Regions from separate parts of the Homo sapiens genome. Here region 2 is linked to region 1. Evidence: read pairs that join two places in POLR2A ChIA-PET (ENCODE). Cell type or tissue: PC-9. All regions are shown on one strand.

What was found. ChIA-PET counts read pairs that join two places held together with the same protein. Peaks named below come from ENCODE experiments on the same cell type or tissue, not always from the same donor. Only the 100,000 strongest peaks of a DNase experiment are listed, where the experiment ranks them.
Region 2: POLR2A ChIA-PET joins it to region 1 with 5 read pairs; 2 of 35 experiments call an interaction of 5 or more read pairs at or near these places.

What each region holds. Positions count from the first base shown.
Region 1 is chr3:65,373,716-65,381,715 of GRCh38, reverse strand. MAGI1 (membrane associated guanylate kinase, WW and PDZ domain containing 1) reads left to right here. Exons shown (of 23, transcript NM_001033057.2): 17 at 2,162-2,455; 18 at 5,771-5,971. LOC124906246 (a long non-coding RNA gene) reads right to left here and starts at 667. Exons shown (of 3, transcript XR_007095952.1): 1 at 590-667. In PC-9, no CTCF peak of the experiment used is centred here; no DNase peak of the experiment used is centred here.
Region 2 is chr3:65,601,448-65,609,447 of GRCh38, reverse strand. All of the region lies in intron 2 of MAGI1 (membrane associated guanylate kinase, WW and PDZ domain containing 1), which reads left to right. Among named protein-coding and RNA genes, the nearest start is that of MAGI1-AS1, 290 kb to the left of the region's middle. In PC-9, no CTCF peak of the experiment used is centred here; DNase peaks (open chromatin) are centred at 2,157 and 3,207; H3K27ac peaks cover 397 bases.

The sequences.
Region 1 (8,000 bases):
AAATTACTGTCATTCTAAAGTACTTTAATGTGCCGTTTGCATGTGTTCAACAAAGGCTTCCAGAGGAAGGCTAGTTGAATATATATTACTTCCCTTCTATCTCCTTGCAAATCAGAACTTAGCCATCCTCTTCATTTGATGCTAATCCTCAGCAAATGAGGTCATTATGAAAGTCAGAAGAGTTGTAGCTTCATATCAAGGGAACAAAAATCGGGTTTGTGCTACAAAATAAGCTCATAAAAAAGTTACTGATTTCTTACTGTCCTATGTATTAAACCAAGATTTTTTTTTTTTCTTTCTACAAGAAAGTTGTAGAGCTGGCCAGTTCTAGGTCAGCTTTGATTCCTTCTTCCTGCCCATAAGCTTTGAACTTTAATTCTCAAAATACTACATATCCTTTCAGGCTCAGCTCAAATATAACTTTCTTCCCTTGGAAATTCCTCCTTCCTCCAACTGCCTTCAGATTTTAGCATTCCCTCCTTGCCATTCTAGTGACTCATGGTTTACTGCTGTATCAGAATCTGCCATTTTGAGACAGTGAATTGTGTGAGTGTTTGTCCTTTCCCTTGAAAGCTCACGTTGAACACACCTTGGTTGTTCACCTTTGGATGCAGCTCCCACCTTGAAACCTTTAAGGCAGAACCCAGAGTGCAGCAGAGGTGATTGTCTTCTATCAGTGGAATTACTGGAGAAATATGACCTGAAATATTATGAATTCTCTTGGCATTCATATTAGTGAAACAGATACCTGTCAGATAAAATTAATTGGTAACTTCTTTTAAAAAAAAAGAGTATAACCCATTTTAAATGGTATATGATTAATTATAGAATTAAGATGTTAAATTCCAGTGTGTTTGTGACCTCACAATCCTTCTTAACATACTATTCCATGTAGCTAAAAGCAGTCAGCTGGAACGAGTTTTTGAGATGAGATGAAAACTAACTATCTCGCTTCCCTGGCCCAAATAGAAATAGTAAGGCAATGTGATTTTTTTTGTTGTTTCAGGTTTATTTTTTTAAATCTTAAATATTTTGGATTTTTAGCTCTGTGTAAAAGGCGTGTCAAATCTATGAAGAGACATTATGCAAGTGAACTAGTCACAAAAGGAGAAATATTGATTCCCTTTATATGAGATACCTAGGGTAGTCAAATTTATAGAGATAGAAAGCAGAATGATGGTTGGTGGGGGGTGGAGGAAATAGGAAGGGGAATTAGTTTTTAATGAGTACAGAGTTTCAATTTGGGAAAATGACAAAATTCTGGAGATGGATGATGATGATGGTTGCACAAAAATGTGAATGCACTTAATACCACTCAACTGTATGCTTAAAAATGGTTTAAAAATTTGTTATGCTTATTTTTCCAAAATTAAAACAATCTATGAAAAGAGAAGCTTTTGGAAATAAATACAGTCTGATCCAAAACTTGGACACAACACACATTTTGTTTTTTGGCATAGTTGGTTCCACCTACGGTGTTGGCTATTTAGGAGTGCTTTACCTTGCAGTCTGATGGTAACACTAGAACGGTGACTAAATTCAGAAGGAGGCCAGTGTATCCAGTTCTGTGATCAGAGTCGATGTTGACACCTGGAAGCTAAGAAGAGAAGCATGTGTATGTCTCACAGGTGTTGTCATGAACCCCACATAGGGCGGGTAGCCTCAACGTTACCATCACCTTACTGTTTGTCGCCTGATGGAAAAAGCTGGGTGGAAATGTGACTGGAAAGTAATGACAATGTGAACGTGCATCCAAGGTTGTATCTATGAAGCCAAGATGGCGGTCTTCACGGGTGTAGCCCTCACCTACGCTTAGGCCCTTCCCTTTGTGCAATGGGGAAATATTTCACAGCAGGCCGATCTTGCTGCAGACTTGATTCTGAGTGTGGATGTCGACATATAGCATGCTATAAACAACAAACGCTATTTGGGAGTCCCATTTGGTGTTAGGTGGGATCAATGTTCGTAGATACTGAATGGTTAATATTTGTCAAGAGAAGCTGCTTTCAATCCGTATATCCAGGTATTGTGAAACCAGGTGCTGTCTCCTCCCCTCGGTTCACGTTTTGATTTCTAGCAGGAGTTGCTGGAAGGAGGGAGGGGCAGCAGGATGGAGGGGCTGCAGGACACGGTGATGTACGCGTGCATCTCTCTGCTACAGTGCCCAAAACCGAGAACGAGGTGCCCTCGCCAGCCTCCTCTCATCACAGTAGCAACCAGCCGGCCTCGCTGACAGAAGAGAAGCGCACTCCGCAGGGCAGCCAGAACTCGCTGAACACGGTGAGCTCGGGCAGCGGCAGCACCAGCGGCATCGGCAGTGGCGGCGGCGGGGGCAGCGGCGTGGTCAGCACCGTGGTGCAGCCCTACGACGTGGAGATCCGGCGCGGGGAGAACGAGGGCTTCGGCTTCGTCATCGTGTCCTCGGTGAGCAGGCCCGAAGCAGGCACGACCTTTGGTGAGTGCTGAACGTGAAATTACCCAGGGTTTCCCACCATGCCTGGGAGTTTTTGTTCTCTTGCGAGTGAAAGCTGACTCAGACCTCACGTGCAGAAATGCTTTATAGCTTCTTGCTCTGGGTAATTAAAGACTTAATTGGAGATGGAGTTGATTTGGTAGCTTTTTCCCTTTTGAAGGTTGGGAATATTTGTTCAACCCTTTCAACTTCCACACTGAGAATGTGATCACGCATACACAACTTAAAGCATACATCAGATTTGCGTGAAATTTGAATAGCAGCCGGGCGCTGTTGCTCACGCCTGTAATCCCAGCACTTTGGGAGGCCGAGGAGGGTGAATCACTTGAGGTCAGGAGTTTGAGACCAACCTGGCCAACGTGGTGAAACCCTGTCTCTACTAAAAGTACAAAAAGTAGCTGGGCGTGGTAGTGCATGCCTGTAATCCCAGCTACCTGGGAAGCTGAGGCAAGAGAATCGCTTGAACCTGGGAGGTGGAGGTTGCAGTGAGCCGAGATTGTGCCACTGCATTCCAGCCTGGGTGACACAGCGAGACTCTGTCTTAAAAAAAAAAAAAAAAGAAAAGGAAAGGAAAGAAAAGAAATTTGAATAGGAACCCCTGGACAGCATACAGAGTCTACAGTTTTTGCCAAAGCAAGGCTTTCGAAAGGTCTTGAATAGGATAGCACTAATTGCAAGGGCCTCAGAATGGTCTTAAGAATGTCTTAAGAGTTTTTACAAGGAGCATACGGCTGTAAAAATGCTCTAGGAAAAACAGAGGTGTAAGGAGTAAAAATACTACATGAGATGCTAGTCTGCCTCATCTGTGTTCTTTCTCTACTCTATCCCCATAGGAATTTTTTTTAATTTTAAATAATATTTTTACTGTTGCTTGATTTAAAGTCTGGTTAAAATCTGAGTTAAGAGTCATTCGATTTTCCTGTCTCGTCCAGACATTGAGGGTTTCAGCAAAGTATGGAGAAACACAGTTGTCACTTTCTCAGAAGGATTCACTCTCTTCTGGGTACACTAGCAAAGACCAATAGAAACCCAGATGATTGCAGAAACTAGTGATATATGAATCTGCTTCCCATTGCAATGGATTGATTATAGATGTACACTCCAAAAATGATCCACCTTCCTGATTGGGTAAAAAGTCATTTGTTATCTCCCAAGCACATTTGTTACTTACTATGGAATACAATGGGAGAAGGGGAAGGGCTGTGCAGGCTGTGTGGGCTTTTCATGTACCTCAGCTCTATCCCTGAATGACTTATCCACATGGAAACTGGCTAGAATCAGCAAGGTGCTACAACCCTTTAGCATTCTCATCCAGTAGAGCTCACTTGGCCTCCATTTAATCCTGGTGTGTTGCTTCCTGCTGGAGCTGTCTCCCCGTAAGTTTTATGTTTAACAGGGGACAGTGACTCAGCCAGGTCTATGCATGTGTGGCTGCAGTAACAAACGCCTATTACTAACAGTGCTTTTTGAGCTACATTAATAAAGTCATCATAGCATGTCATGGATGGATGACCTGACATCAAAGCAAGGTTTTTTGGTTTTGTTTTAAAATTAATTTCAGAGACTTTCTTGCTTAATATAAAAATAAAGAGAAGGAAGAGGGGAGAAAGAAATCCCAAATTATTTTCTTCAGATCTACAGTTTGACTGTCTCCATGCATCCTGTGACGTTCCTAACTATTTCAGAATTGTCAGTTTCACCTTCTAGAAAGAAATAGCAAATATGTCAAGTGGCAGGTTATGTGTTATATAATGAATATTGTATTCACACTCACAATTTGGTCTTTGATTGTTTTCCTTTGGCTCTTACAACGAACAAATTAAACTTTCCCTAATACCTTGCATGAGGCTTCTGAGCTTTGCTGAGCTTTCCTCAGACCTGCTGTTCGATACCTTTGTTATACCAATTGTCCTTGGAGATCAACTAAACTTAGTCAAGACCTTGAATTTGAGTATGGGAGCATTCCAGCACACCTACCTATTGTATTCTAATAGACTGTTAACTTTTAAAAATTATCTTACCTTGGTGTTCCATTCTGTGATACAAGCTCAGGCAAATCTGCTGAAATTCAAAGGAATTAAAGTGCATTTTCCCACACACTTTACCCTTAAGGTCCAAATCATGACAGAAGAGCCTACTCAGTTAGTTGTAATGTCCCTCATGTTATTTGTCACCCTTTCCAAAAGGTAACTCAACTGCATAACTACCTTCATAGTCCCCAGAAAGACAAATTCTCAAAGTAGGTGAATATGCATAAGAACTTTGAAACTCAATACATGATTAACTAGATTAACCAGAAATCCTATGTCAGGCCTCAAAGCCAGCCACCTCTCTCTAGAAGTTAGCAATGACATGCAGTGCCTCAAAGTGCACGAATAAACCTTTCTCTCCAAATGCACTTTTCTCGGTCTTTGATATGGGTAACTGATGATGAGAAAGGAGATGATTAAAGGAAAAAGGGTGAGGAATGATTTGAACCTAGCTTTGGATCAATGTCCTCAGCCTGAATAGGTACTAGATTTTCGTAGTCCTTTGAGGGGATTTTTGTGAGGCAGCAGAATGATTTCAGAGCTAATGAACCAGTCAGGCCACGCTCTGAAAGCACATAAGACTAGCTGCTTGAGCAAAGGTCCTAAAAGGAAAAATAAGCTTCAAGGTTGGGTGCTTTCTTGGCTCATCTCTTATAATTACACCCTTTTTCTAAAGCTTTCATCATTCTGGGGAGAAGGCAGAAAGTCTGAGTGTTTGTTCATCAGGTGTTTTCAGATTGAATTTTTGGTGCTAGCAGACTCTTATGCCTCACCAGATGCCCAGTGATTATTTTTCTAAACAGAGAAAGAACAAAACATTGGCAGAAGCTTAAACAACAGCTGGCAAAAATGAAGTGACATGAACACAGAATGAGTAAAAGCATCCATCCCAGCCTTGGGTTTCACATTTGCAGTCCCAAAATAAGCGAACAGCCAGTTATTTTGGGGCTCTTAAAAATCTTTGAAGTTGCCAACTATCCCAAATTTTGTAATTGGTTTAAGGAGGAAAGCTGGGGATTCCCCTAATTTTGAATCTGGAAAGGATGGCAGCAATGAATTCTAGTTTCAGGGCAGTAGCTCCTTATACAGACACCCTGAGTATTGCCAATGTTTTGACCATCGGTGCAGAGCTCTCCTTTAATAACATTTGCTTAATGCTTTAATTTATTAACACTTAACCTTCTCTTTCCCTTTTCAACCCTTTTTCTCTTCCCTTTGCTATATTCCCACGTAACTTTAAAAAAATTAAAACTCAATATCAAAGCAGGCAATGCATGTGTGGCTATGCCTCACAAAATAGGTCGGATTATTGAGGGGAGCCCTGCTGACCGCTGTGGCAAGCTGAAAGTAGGAGACCGGATCTTGGCAGTAAATGGATGTTCCATCACCAACAAATCCCATTCAGACATTGTGAACCTAATCAAGGAAGCGGGAAACACAGTTACCCTCCGCATCATTCCTGGGGATGGTAAAGTATACCTATTATCTCTCTCTCTCTCTCTCTTTTTCTCTCTCTCTGTCTCTGTCTTTTCCTTTTCTCTTTCTCTCTCTTTGATTAGTGTTCGTGTAACTGAATAGTATTAATTTAGTGGCAGCTTTATTCATCCCTAACTAAATATACCCATCAGGTAAACGTGAGCCATTGTTACTAACCCATACCTCACCCTCTTGTGTAATTAATCCTGTAGCCCTGTGACCCTGTGTTGCTGCAAATATAAAAGTTTCAGGCCGGGTGCGGTGGCTCACGCCTGTAATCCCAGCACTTTGGGAGGCCGAGGCGGGTGGATCATGAGGTCAGGAGATCGAGACCATCCTGGCTAACACGGTGGAACCCCGTCTGTACTAAAAATACAAAAATTAGCCGGGCGCGGTGGCGGGCGCCTGTAGTCCCAGCTGCTCGGGAGGCTGAGGCAGGAGGATGGTGTGAACCCGGGAGGCGGAGCTTGCAGTGAGCTGAGATCGCACCACTGCACTCCAGCCTGGGCGACAGAGTGAGACTCCATCTCAAAAAAAAAAAAAAAAAAAGTTTCAGAAAAATCTTCACCCTTTCCTCAACTTATTTAGCTTTTTGTGTCCTTGTCTTCAACACTATAAAATAGTTTTAATACAGGTGGTACAGATCCTCTGATATGTATAATATGAGCTGTATTATATGGTGACATGAGAAAACCTGCATGGTGGCAATTCAGAGCCAGTACTATGGTTTTTTAGAATAAGTGAATATATCAAAGTTTTTCATTTAATGGGAGAATCTAAGAGTTTGTGTCTACTGGATTTTCCCTAATTTTTGGATGTGAATGAAGAAAGAATGAAATCTCTATATTTTTGATAAATTGTATCTGCATTAAACTAGGCCTGTCCTTATTTGTTTTTGTGATTAGTTAAATTCAAATCTTTGGTTCTTTTATGTAAGTGGTGATTCTGCCCCCCAGGGAACATTGGCATTGTCTGCAGTGGGTGTGAGTAGCATCTAGTTAGGTCAGACATGCTTCAAAACATCCTACAGAACACAGAACAGCCCTCACAATAAAAAGTTACCCAGCACAAAATACCAATACTCATTGTATTATTCATGTTTAATAAAAATTAAGTTGAGGCTGAATGCGGTGTCTCACGCCTGTAATCCCAGCACTTTGGCAGGCCAAAGCGGGTGGATCACCTGAGGTCAGGAGTTTGAGACCAGCCTGGCCAACATGGTGAAACCCCATCTCTACTAAAAATATAAAAATTAGCTTAGCGTGGTGGCACATGCCTGTAGTCCCAGCTACTTGGGAGGCTGAGGCAGAAGAATCGCTTGAGCCTGGGAGGCGGAGGTTGCAGTGAGCCGAGATTGCGCCACTGCACTCCAGCCTGGGCAACAGGGCGAGACTCATCTCAAAAAAAAAAAAAAAAAAAAAAAGTTAAGTTGATACACTAAGGCCAGGAAGTATAGATCCTTTAGAGAATTAGTTCCTGAATATTCACTTTATTCTAAGCTGACTTTGCTCTTGGGAGGAAGGTGACACTTGTCCCAAAATGTTTAAATGTCTTTTTTCAGTCTTGCTATACATGTTATAAAATATATATTCTAAAAGTGAGTATTTCTCAAGAAAAAATCTAGTTTATGAAGATAGTGTGATAAAAACTCTATGCCATGTATCTATAAAATAAGAAAATTAGGGTTTCATCTGAAAGTTATTTACCAAATGAGTATTTTTATATACTAACTGCTAGAAAGTGAACTTTATAGTTCAAGATTTGAAAGGTATAGCCGGTGCCTTACGGAAAAGGTAAATGCAAAACCAAACAGTAAAAATTTAAAATTGTTGATTCCAAGAACAGAGAACTTTCTCTGCACCAAAAATATCCCACACTAAATGTGGAGGAAAACACTGGCCTCTTGAATGATGATCTACTTGACCCTCCTTCAAATGCATGGTTAGTCACTTACCAACTGGTCTGGAGTTCATTCCACCAATTCACCACTCTGGAAAGCTGTTACAATTTAGGAAAGTGGT
Region 2 (8,000 bases), 230 kb before region 1:
AAATTAATTGGGCATGGTGGCACGTACCTGTAGTCCCAGCTAGTTGGGAGGCTGAGGCAGGAGAACTGCTTGAACCTGGGAGGCAGAGGTTGCAGTGAGTCAACATCAGGCCACTGCATTCCAGCGTGGGTGACAGAGCAAGACTCCATCTCAAAAAAAAAACAAAAAAAAGAGAGAGAGAGAGATAGAGATGAAATAAATATAGCAAGTTATAAAAATCTTAACTGCATGGTTTGGTAAATTTTTACGCACACACATGCACCACGCACACTCATCCATATAACCATTTCCCAGGTCAATATTTTGAACACTGAGGTTTTCAGCAGCTCCCTTGTGTCTCCTCTTATTGAACGCTTCCCTTCCTTCCCAAAAGTAACCACGATTCTGATGCTATCACCCTGGATTATTTTTGCCTGTCTTTGAATTTCATATAAATGGAATGATAAAGTATGTATTCTTCTGCTGTAACTTTGTTTGCTAACATTACTCTCTGAGATTCATCCATGTAGTTTGAATGTAGCAGTAGTTTGATTTTTTTAATTGCTGTGTAGTCTTTGATTGTATGAATATACCATGATCTGCTTACCCATTCTTCTGTTGATTTGTTTCCAGTTTTTAGCTACTGTTGTGAGCATTCTTATACAATGGACATATGTGCACAATTCTAGGAGTAGAATTGCTGGATTACAGTGTCGTCATATGTTCTGCTGTAATAAATATTGCCAAATAGTTTCCAAAGTAGTTATACCAATTTGCACTCACACCTACACCGTGTAAGAGTTCCAGTTGCTTCTCATCCTCACCAACATTTGGTATTATGAGTCTTTTAAATTTTTGCATATCTTGGTGGATGTGCAGTGGTATCTCATTGTGATCTTAATTTGCATTTTTCTGATGTAGAATGATACTGAACACTTTTTCAAATGCTCATTGTCTATTTGGATATCCTCTTTCATGAAGTTTTTATTCAAGTCTTTTTCCATTTGTCCGTTTTTTGTTTTTGTTTTTTTTTGAGATGGAGTTTCACTCTTGTTGCCCAGGCTGGAGTGCAATGGCGCAATCTCGGCTTACTGCAACCTTTGCCTCCTGGCTGATTCTCCTGCCTTAGCCTCCCTAGTAGCTGGGATTACAGGCACCTGCCACCATGCCTGGCTAATTTTGTATTTTTAGTACAGACTGGGTTTCACCATGTTAGCCAGGTTGGTCTCAAACTCCTGACCTCAGGTGATCCGCCTGTCTCACCCTCCCAAAGTGCTGGGATTGCAGGCATGAGCCACTCCACCCGGTCCCCGTTTGTCTTTTTAATCGGATTGTCATTTGCTTTCTGATTTGTAGAAAAAACTGGGTTTTAAATTTTGATTCTATTGCTTATTGGCTGTGCTTGCACTGGTTGTCTAACCTTTTTGAGCTGCTTCTATGGAATGGGGCTAATGATACCTGCTTTGTAGGTTGTGGTGAGAATCACACGAGGATTAAGTAGTATTAAAACATTTTTTTAAACCTATTCTTAAATTAGGTGAACAGTTCATTAAGTTATTCTGACATTTTTTTCTTCTCTTTTCTTATGTGCTATTCTCTTTTTTATAGTTGTAGTACAAAAGGAAAGACAGTGGCCGCATGCATAATACGCAGTAAGCCGAAACACCTGATTTGTTCAAAGGAACACTTGAGGTCATATCAATTCTCCTAAGAAATTTTTCTTGTGATGGGAACAAATGAGGACCAGAAGTGAGTTTCCAAAAAGAGAGAATAAGATAAAATATAGACATAGGACTCAATTAAAGAAATTTACTTGTCCAGGGTAGTAGTAGGGAGCACATAAGAATAGTCAGTGAGCTTTGTGTTTTATTTCCTCTCACTCCCTTGTCAGTTTCTCAGAGACTCAGTTTTTTTTCATTTGCAAAGCAAAGATAACAATGCCTATTTTAAAGGGTTGTTGTGAGGCCTAGAACAGTGCTTGGACTCCTGTAAGCACTTTATATAATGGGGGCTGCTGTGATGTGTAATGGTCATGATGGGAGTGAGGATGATGTTGAAGGTGATGAAGATACCACTTCTGTTAACAGAAGCATTGCCTGCCTTTACTGTTGCCTGTTGGAAAGTTGCTTCAGGGGCATATACAATAGCAGTTTCAGGGAGTGGTGTGACCTGTAGCAGGAAGGGGAAAGTCAGGAGAAAAGAATTTTCTTCTCTGCAAGAGACTGGGGTAGGTACCAGCTATTTGACAGGGAGGCACTATTCTTGGATGTCCATCTGCACACTAGATTCATGAGTGTTGGGGATTACCTGGGCATCCCAAACCATATTACAGTGAATTATGTTATTGTTATTTATTTAACATGTACATATATTTTCAAAATATATAGAAAATGTCAGAATCGGAAAAAAAATCATAGGGACTTAGGCAGTTATTGGAGCTTGCTTTAAAAACCCATATCAGTGTTGACCAGTATCTGGGTTTCAAGAGAATTGTCAGGAAAAGCAGTCTTAGGTCAGGAGTGGTGGCTCACACCCATAATCCCAGCACTCTGGGAGGCCAGGGTGGGTGGATTGATTGAGCTCAGGAGTTTGAGACCAGCCTAAGCAACATGGTGAAAACCCATCTCTACAAAAAATACAAAAATTAGCCGGGCTGGGTGCGGCGGCTCACACCTGTCATCCCAGCACTTTGGGAGGCTGAGGCGGGTGGATCACTTAAGGTCAGGAGTTCGAGACCTGCCTAGCCAACATGGTGAAACCCCATCTCTACTGAAAATACAAAAATTAGCCAGGCGTGGTTGTGGGTGCCTGTAATTCCAGCTACTCAGGAGGCCTAAGCAGGAGAGTCACTTGAGCCTGGGAGGTGGAGGTTGCAGTGAGCAAAGATCATGCCACTATACTCCAGTCTGGGTGACAGAGCAAGATTCGATCTCAAAAATAAACAAACAAATAAATAAATAAACATCCGGGTGTGGTGGCATACACCTGTAATCGCAGCTACTCTGGGGGCTAAGGTGGGAGGATTGCTTGAGCCTGGGAGGCACAGGTTGCAGTGAGCCAAGATTGTGCCACTGTACTCCTGCCTGGGTGACAGAGCAAGATCCTGTCTCAAAAAAATAAATAAATAAACAAAATAAAAAAATAAAGAAAGTAAAAGTAAAATAACCTTCAGGGCACTGAGAGGCACGGTGCAGTGGTTGCTGAGTAAACATAGGTTTTGGATGTGGAAAGATACGTGTTTGACTCATAGCCCTTCTGTCCTCTGGCTTTGTGATCTTGGATAAGTTCCTACCCGAGGTTTTGCAATTTATAAAATTGGGACAATAGTATTATCCCCATAGACTTGTAGGGAGAGTTAATTAACATAATACATGAAAAGCACCAAGAGAGGCTCTGGCACATAGTAGGTGCTCAAACTGCAAAAATATGTCCATGTATCTGATGAGTAGAAATGCACATTCTGTGCTAATTGAAATAATCATTTAGTAGGCAGAGTTGAATGGATGCAAAGGAGGAGGGAAGGGATGTTTTACATGTAACTACCCTGCACAAAGTAGGACTCGCCGGATCTCCTCTCTGGGTTGTGGGTAGAAGTGGACTTTCATTTCAGAGTTTGATTCTGTAATTCTTTCGTCAAAATATTTGATGTTTCCTAGAGCAGTTGCAATTGAGATATGTTTCCTATATAAGTAATCTACCATTGAACCTGAGTTGGACAATGTATACTTTACTAATATAAGGCACACTGATGGGCACACTTAAATAGTAAGTGTGATATTGTAGACTTATTTTTTCTCTCTCCTTCATTAACTCTTATCTGCTGAAAGCCCTTCAGCATGCTTTAAAAGTAGGTCAGACACTCTAGAAGGGTCTGGTTGGCCTACAAGGGCTGGTTTTTCTTTTATTGCCAACTGTTAGGCTCTCCATCATTGAGTTTGTCTGTCTGCAGGAAGAAGAGCACTTCTTACAGTTGTGCATGGCCTACAGGAAGCACAATTACTTTCATATCATACTCCCCAGCAAGTATCAAATCTATAATTTCTCCCCCCTTTATTTATTCACTGTGGCAGATTTTTTCAGGAACTCATTTGGCTGGTATGTGAGTGTAGTGTAAAGTTTCACAGGTGAAATTTTTCAAAGATGCACATGGTGAACATGATGCTGAGAGCCATAATTTGTGTTCTGAAGCCAGCAAGAGTCACAACACAAAATACAAAAGGATGATACCAGCACAGGTTCATTGTAAATTGTGCAATTTTAAGGATAAGTGGATGTGGTCTTGTAAAACAGGTCATTTATAGTGAGGTCTCGTCATGCAAATTGAAAGGGTCGTTATGACATCCCTTGTACAATAAATGTTTGAAGTTTCTGGAACTTTATCTTTGTTAGAGCTGTCGTAGAATGGTTCTTCTCTCATTAGCTATCTTAAGTTGCATATTTTCATGGCATGAGTCATTTTCAGGCATAACAACTGGAAGCTTGCTGCTTTTGTGTTTTCTTGGAAAGCCTGTAAAAGAGCCCATTTGAGTACATTCCAAGAAGATGGTCATGTTTTGCACCTTGGAGGGAAGTACTGCTAAATAGTAACACATTAAGGAAAATGTTCCACATCTGTTCTATTTTCACTTCTTGTTGAAATTTACAGTCATAGGAATTTTGTTTATTCCCCATTTGCTGTTTGATTTTCCAGTTGACTAATAAAAGCCAGAGACTTGTCAATAGTTTTTTTTTTTTTTAAATAAGCAGTTCACTTCTTCACACATTTGTGGCAATTCAAGTTAAAATCCAGTAGGAAAATAGCATTTCAAGTTGGTGTTTTTGGTTTCTTTTTTCTTATATGATGGAAATCAAAGGTTCTTATAAGGAAAACCCCCATCTCTATGAATATATAAATAACTGTGAAGTGATTTATTATTTGTCTCTGACATTATATGAAAGTCATCGTATTCCACAAGCCAGGAAAAACATCCACAGTAGCAACTCTGATATCGTTTCTCTGTTATTATTTTTAGGCCCTTGGCCAATTTAAAAAGCATCAGATAAATTGAGGCACTTTTGTTTTGCTTGCCTTTCTCCAGCAGTATTTGCTATTTCTTAAATAATCATTATATATTAATATCAATATATAACTAAACATCATTATCCAGGCACAACTTTGCTGTAGAATCCAACATAGCTTCAAATGTTATCATTGGAAGAGTGTTTTTCATTTTTATTAGTGTCTTCTTTGTCATATAACACCAATATTTCTTGATCCTCAGATACTTTTTTTTTTTGCATTTGGATGTTTTTAAACATAAATGTGCATATTTAATGCCGTAGTTTTCTTTTCCCCTGAAAAGCCATAAATTGAAAGTTGAATCTTATAATTAATTACATCTTAGAACTAAGGAAATTTTGATATTGTGAAAATTACAAAGTGCTATAATGTGAATGTATCACCCAAAATTCACGTGTTGAAACATAATGGCCAATATGTAGTAAGAGATGGGGCCTTTCCGAGGTGATTCAGTCATGAGGGTGGAACCTTCATGGATGGGAATAGGATCCTTTTAAACAGACTTGAGAGAGTGGGTTTCCTTTCTTCCAGTCTTCTGTCATGTGAGGACCCATCATTACCCTTCTGGGGGATGCTGTAACAGGGCGCCATCTTGGAAGGAGAGACCAGGCCCTCAAAAGACAAACTTGCCAGCACTTGGATCTTGGAATTCCCTGCCTCCAGAACTATGATACATTTCTGTTCTTTATAAACGACTGTCTCAGGTATTTTCTTATAGCAACACAAAGAAAGACAAGGCTATTCCTTTTTGTTAGTTCTGCTTTAACTTTATATTCAGGCTTACAAGACCAGCATGTAGGCTTTTCAGTTTCTTAGGGATTTTACCTACAATTAGAATAACTTTCTGTTCGATGGCAGTAATGCCTCCCTTTTATCTACGTTCTATGGTTCAATCAACTAGACAGAAAATTTAATGCATGTTTCCAAATAATACCTTAATTTTTTATTCCAAATAATTGTCAAATTTTTATTATGTAGATTGTCATATAAATTTTTTTATTCAAAATGGAAGCAGCATCGTGAATTTCATTGTCCCCTTTGACCATCTCAACACTGTGCTATATATATTTTTTGGTCTGTTAATCATAGATTATCATTTTTTAAATATTCATCTGAGATCTTTTTCTAATTATTCTTAATATGTATGAACCTGTAGAAAATATATAATAAACAGTATGGAAAGTATTTGTGTTTGGAGTTGTATAAAGGGTATCACACTTTTCTTTGAAAGCTTGGTAAAATCTGTCCATAAAATATCCTGGCCTGGTACGTATTTTTTTCTTTGCAGTAGCTAGGAAAAGGGAAGGAGGAGATAGTTCTTTAACTTCATTTTAGTTACAGTCATTGCTCTATTCACATTTTCTATTGCTTCTTAAGATAGTTTCATTAATTTATTATTCTAGAAAATGAACCATTCTGTCTAGATTTTAAATTAATTGGTATAAAGTTGTACATGGTATTCTCTTATACATGAAAATAAATCTTTTTAATATTTGTATTGCCTCCTTTTTTGCTCCTAAGGTTGATCATATATGATTTCTCCTTTCCCCACTCATGGTCCTATTTGCCAAAGGTTTTTCTATTTTAATAGTGCTTCCCTAGAAACAGTTTTTGTCTCTATTTTTTCCTTATTGCCAATAGTGTCCAGTATAAATTTCTACCTTAATTTCATTATTTCTTCTTTCTACCTTTTAAAAATAGTTTTATTGAAATATAGTTCCCATACTACATAATTGACCTATTTTTAAAAATCATTATTTTTTAGTTTATTCTCAAGGTGTACAACTGTCACCACAAAATTATAGAATGTTTTTATCACCCCGAGAAAGAAACCCTATATGCATTAATAGTCACATCCCATTTCCTTCTAACTCCCACAGCTATAGGTAACTTCTGATTTACCTTCTGTCTCTATACATTCACCTATGGTGTAGATTTCATATAAATGGAATAACACAATATGTGACATGTTGTGTCTTCTTTTACTCAGCGTGATGTTTTCAGGTTTATCCATGTCGTATCAGTATTTCATTCCTTTTTATTGCCCAATAGTATCCTCTCATATGGGTGTGCCACATTTTATTCATTCATCAGTTAGTGAACATTTGAATTATTTCACTTTTTGGCTATTATGAGTAATAATGCTGCTATAACATTCATGTATATGTTTTTATGTGGATGTATGTTTTTATTTCTCTTGGCTGTATACTGAGGGAATCATTTGGTCATATCATAAATTTAACTTTTTGAGAAACTGCCAGACTGTTTTCCAAAGTGGCTAAACCATTTTATATTAGCATACAGGACACTTCCAATTATCAACATCGTTACTTACTTGTCCTTTTGATTATAGCCATTTTAGTGGGTATGAATGGGATGTCATTGTGGTTTTGATTTGTTGAGCATCTTCCCATATGCTTGTTGGCCATCTGTGTATTGTCTTTGGAGAAATGCCTATTGAATTCCTTTGCCTATTTTTAATTGGATTATTTGTCTTTTTATTGTTTAGTTGTAGAAGTTTTTCACATATTCTGGATACAAGGACCTTATCAGATAAATGCTTCACCAGTATTTTTTTTCTTTCCATGGGTGTCTTTTCACTAACTTGGTGATATTGTTTTCAGCACAAAAGTTTTAAATTTTAATACACTCTAATCTGTCTAATTTCTGTTTTTTTTTTATTTGTGCTTTTGGTGTCACCCAGGATAAAAAAGATTTACTGCTTTTTTATCTTACTCTTAAAAGAGTTTTATAATTTTAGGTCCATGGTGCATTTTGAATTAATCTTTGTGTTTGGTGTGGAGGTGGGGGTCCAACTTCATTCTTTTGCATGTGGATATCCAGTTGTCCCAACACTGTTGAATTTTCTACTTTTGTTTTTTAATTTATTTCATTTTAACTTTTACAGCATCATGCATAGAAAGCATAATTAATTTCTGTCTCTCTTATTCTCTAATAAATG